Regions from separate parts of the Homo sapiens genome. Here region 1 is linked to region 2. A link is a loop called in an ENCODE intact Hi-C map of the cell type or tissue named here. Cell type or tissue: MCF 10A. All regions are shown on one strand.

What was found. Hi-C counts contacts between places; a loop is a spot of excess contacts. Peaks named below come from ENCODE experiments on the same cell type or tissue, not always from the same donor. Only the 100,000 strongest peaks of a DNase experiment are listed, where the experiment ranks them.
Region 1: it touches region 2 in a loop (9-fold over the local background); 9 of 110 quality-filtered maps call a loop at or near these places.

The regions. Positions count from the first base shown.
Region 1 is chr1:32,399,909-32,402,408 of GRCh38, reverse strand. It overlaps the pseudogene GAPDHP20. Among named protein-coding and RNA genes, the nearest start is that of BSDC1, 6.7 kb to the right of the region's middle. RefSeq lists an enhancer at 1,497-1,616. In MCF 10A, a CTCF peak has its summit at 1,403 (motif pointing left); a DNase peak (open chromatin) is centred at 1,368.
Region 2 is chr1:33,085,346-33,087,845 of GRCh38, reverse strand. All of the region lies in intron 5 of AZIN2 (antizyme inhibitor 2), which reads right to left. Among named protein-coding and RNA genes, the nearest start is that of AZIN2, 5.4 kb to the right of the region's middle. In MCF 10A, a CTCF peak has its summit at 1,307 (motif pointing right); a DNase peak (open chromatin) is centred at 1,305.

The DNA of each region.
Region 1 (2,500 bases), 690 kb after region 2:
TGCCAACATGTGGGTTGTAGACCTGATCTGCCATCTGGAGAGAGCTGCCCAAATATGATGACATCAAGAAGGTGGTGAAACTGGCATCGGAGGCCACCCTCAAGGGCCTCCTGAGCTACACAGAGCACCAGGTTGCCTCCTCCAACTTTAACAGAGACACCCACCTTTTCCACCTTCAATGCTGGGAATGGCATTGCCCTCAAAGACCACTTTGTCAAGCTCATTTCCTGATATGACAATGAATTTGGCTACAGCAACAGAACGATATACCTTATGGTCTACATGGCCTCCTAGGAGTAAGGGCCCTCTGAACCACCAGCCCCAGTGACAGCACGAGAAGAAGAGAGGCCCTCAGCTGCTGGGGAGTCCCTGCCAAACTCAGTCCCCCACCACACTGAGAATCTCCCCCTCCTGAACACTGTTTCCATGCCAGGCTCCCTGAAGAATGGGAGGGGACTATGAGACCGCACTTTGTCATGTACCATCAATAAAGTCCCCTGTACCCAGCCAAAAAAAGTAAAGTGAGCATAAATGATAGTGAAATATATAAAAGTAATTACATAGTGATGAGTTTGGGTTATTTATTACCTTTGTTTTTATTTTATTTATTTATTTTTTAGAAATGAGCTCTTGCTCTGTCACCCAGGCTGGAGTACAATAGTGTAATCATACCTCGCTGTAACCTTGAACTCCTGGGCTCAAGCGATCATCCTGCTTCAGCCGCCTGAAAAGTTGCGATTATAGGTGTGAGCCACCACACCCAGCTCTATAACTTATTTAATGGTAAGTTTATAAAATTTAATTAAATAATGTCCGTGTTCAACAACCAGCTTTTAAAATTCCTTTTTTTCTTTTTCTTTCTTTTTTTTTTTTTTTGAGACAGGGTCTCCCTCTGTCACCCAGGGTGGAGTGCAGTGGCTCGATCCCTGCTCACTGCAACCTCTGCCTCTCAGGCTGAAGTGATTCTGCTGCCTCAGCCTCCCAGGTAGCTGAGACTACAGGCGTGAGCCACCACACCCGGCCAAAATTCCTGAAATGTTAACAATCAGCTCTAGAGGGCTGAACTAGAACCAGTCCATGGGCTTTTAGGCATTCCCTGTGCTGCCTGCATCAGTAACTTAGGCATTTTGGTCTTACACTGGGTTCTACAAATTACGCAGCCAGTCCTCCTGCCAACTCTATGCTGGAATCTGCACGCCAAACCGAGGGCGGGCTTGGGCCTTGGAAATTTCTGAAAGGCTTGAGTCACCTCCCAGGATTATCCCAGGCCTAGCAGCCTTCCACGGAGGAACCCCACCCTGTCCAGAGGAGCCAGAAGGCCTCTCCTAGGAGCCGGGGAGATAGGGAGCCGGGGAGCCCGGGAGCCAGCTTCCCGTGAAGAATGAGTCCACAGCACCATCTGGTGGCACCTGGGTGTCAGGGCTCCTTGGGAGCAAAAGCCAGGATCCTGGGATAAGAATCACCTGCCAATTCTAATGGGGTGGGTAGGGGGAGTAGGAAAAAAATCATCTGCCAAAAGGGGTCCAGCAGTGTCAGAGGGGGGATTTGAGTCAAAGGAGGGTCTGAGGGTGTGGGATTTACCTGCATTCATACTTTGCCTAAGAGCTGCAGGAGACTGTAGAGGCCCCAAGGACAGTGAAAAAACTGAATTTCAGAGAGAAAAAGTGACAACTGCCCATAAACCAGTATTAAAATCTAGCTCTGCTGACTCCCAAACCAGTGTTCTTTCAACATACTGTTTAACTCAACAGATGTCCATTAGCCCTCTACCAGCGCCTAGCATTGTATGAGGCTCTGAGGACAGGGGTAAGGAGGTAAGACAATCATAATCCCTACATGAGGACTTTATGCCTTGCAATGTGCTAGGTGTTTTATTTATTTTCTTTAGTCATTACAACAACCAGAATTAGTATCCCAATGTTAAGGATGAAGACATTGGCCGGGCACAGTGGTTTATGCCTGTAATCCCAATACTTTGGAAAGCCAAAGCAGGTGGATCGCTAGATCCTAGGGGTTCGTAGACCAGCCTAGGCAACATAGCAAGACTCCATCTCTACAAAAAAAAAAAAAATTAAATTAGGCATGGTGGCACATGCCTGTGGTCCCAGCTACTCAGGAGGCTGAGGCAGGAGGATCACTTGAGCCTAGAAGGCTGAGGCTGCAGTGAGCCATGATCATGCTAGTGCAGTCCAGCTGGGGTGACAGAGTGAGACCTGCCTCAAAAAAAAAAAAAAAAAAAGGATGAATATGTTTGATGCCAGAGGTTATGGCAGTGAAAGGAGCCAACGGTCAAGGTACTGGGGTGAACAGATAAGGAAGACCAAAGAAACCCAAGCAAAGGGTCCCACTGAATCCACAGTCACTAGGGACATCATGGGCGAGCACTCTGCTGGGCCTGGGGGTGAGGAATGAGACAAGGTGAAGATAACGAAGGACAGGATGCCTGCAGCTATCATCTGGGTGGGGAGGCAGGACATAAGGTTGGAAGAAGTTAAGACTA
Region 2 (2,500 bases):
GAGGTGGGGTCGAAGCAGTGTTCTCTTTCATCTTATACACTTCTGAAGCCTTTAAAAGTAGGACCATATGTTACTGTTGAGTCTTTTTTTTTTTTAAAGAATGCATTGCCAGTCGGGTGTGGTGGCTCATGCCTGTAGTCCCAGCACTTTGGGAGGCCAAGGCAGGTGAATCATGAGGTCAGGAGTTCAAGACCAGCCTGGCCAACATGGTAAAACCCTGTCTCTACTAAAGAAACAAAAAATTAGCCGGGCATGGTGGTAGGCACCTGTAATCCCAGCTGCTCAGGAGGCTGAGGCAGGAGAATCGCTTGAACCTGGGAGGCAGAGGTTGCAGTGAACTGAGATCACGCCACTGCACTCCACCCTGGGCAACAGAGCAAGACTCTGTCTCAAAAAAAAATATATATATATATGGCTGGGTGCAGTGGCTTATGCCCGTAATCCCAGCACTTTGGGAGGCCGAGGCGGGTGGATCACCTGAGGTCGGGAGTTCGAGACCAGCCTGACCAACATGGAGAAACCCCATCTCTATTAAAAATACAAAATTAGCCGGGCATCGTGGCACATGCCTGTAATCCCAGCTACTCGGAAGGCTGAGGCAGGAGAATCACTTGAACCCGGGAGGTGGAGGTTGCGGTGAGCCGAGATTGCGCCACTGCACTCCAGCCTGGGCAACAAGAGCGAAACTCTATCTCAAAAAAAAAAAAAAAATACTACATATCCACCAAAACCATCCTGGTGATTATCTATGGAGACATAAAGCTGATGTCCTAGTTTCTTTTGGGGTGAATGAATCAATGTGTTATTTGCATGTATTATTAGTTCACAATCCATGTTTAAAGTAAAGTGCTCACTGGATGTTGGTAAGTGCTCACTGGGGATGTTGGTAAGAGAAAATTCTTTGGAGTAGTGAAAGTGGAGGCTGGGAAGCAATGGCTTAAGGAAGGAGTACTGAAGGAAAGAAAAAATGGGGGCAGACAGGCAAGTGCAGACAACTTGGTTGAGTTTGGTCACGAAAAGAGAGCAAGGGATTGGGCTGGAAGAGGATGTGCTGCCCAGCAAAGGCTTTTTAAGATGGGAGGATGCTGAGGGAGACAGAGGGCAAGCGATTGGGACAGGAGAGATGATACAGTGGTCCTCGGGCAGGTGGCTGGGTAGACCAGAGTCCCCGAGCAAGCTGTGGCCCTGGCCCCCGTCCAACGCATGTCTGTCTGCACATCCAGCCCTAGCTTACGCCAGGCCCTTGGTCAGTGTCCACTAAGGCACAACGCTGTTAAGCATGGCCACCCACTACAGACGACCAGAAGAGGGCAGCCTTGGCCTTCCAAGAAAAGCTGTAAGTCGGGGAGCCACCTCTCCAGAAGCGCACCAAAGGGTCTGCATGATCCCATCACAGGGAGGGGGCTTAAGTCTCTCCTCGCCCCTGCAGTTGGCTGAGGGCATCCATCACTGGCTGAATCCCAGCTCAGCCATCCTCTCCCCAGCCACCTTGGAAAAAACAGAGTCCAAGGCAACTCAGCAGGACTCAAGCTGCCACCACCCTGATGCGGAACCTCCATCTCTCATTTCCTTATACGTTAAATGTGTCCTCACCAGGCTACGGTCAGAATCCCCATTAAAAAAAATAGTAATTACCTCACAGGGCTGTTGTGAGAATAAAATGAGATCGTGTACAGAAAACACTTGGCAAAGTACCTGACACAACAGACACACTCAGCAAAGGGCAGATGCTTCTCCAGTCCCCGCTGTCATCAAGGTCTCTCTCAGCCTTAACACCTCACTCTGCCCTTTCTTCTACAGAACCAAGCTCCTCCCCCTGGGGTTCCTGAAGCAGAAAACTCTAGGCAGTGGGGTTTGGTCCTGTTCTTCACCCTAGACCTCGGGGACTGAAAGGATCCTGCTCCTTTTCATCCCACGTGGAGGCCCAGGGCACCGCAGGAAGAAGTGGGAAACGAGGACGTCCTGGCTCTGCTACCCACAGATGGCTGACCCCATGGTTTCCTCAACTGTAGAACGGCAGTCTCTCCCACTGTGTGCCTCACAGAGCTTCGTGGAAGACATGCACAAAACGAGGTGTGCAAAGCATGAACTAGCCCAAAGATAAGAGGAAGCACCTCATCTACCATGAAAGGCATTAACATTCGGTCCCTGCTACAGGTTAACCTGCTCATTCTGACCATCCCGGCCAAGTGCACACCTCTCCCCAACCTGGAGTCGCTCCAGCCCTGTCATCCTGCCCAGGACTCCAGGAGTCCTTTCTAGAACTCTCCTCACAACATCCAGCCATATTACGCAACCATTACTAACCACCAAGAAAATAGTGCTAATGACAATATCACAAAGCAGTGCCCACTGGACTTGCTCCCACCTCAGGGCCTTTGCACCTGCTGTTCCTGCTGCCTGAAATGCCCTTTCCCTGGTTATCTACCTGGCTTGATCCCTTGGCTCTTTTGGGTCTGTATTCAAATCTCAGTGAACCATTCCCTGGCCAAACTATCTA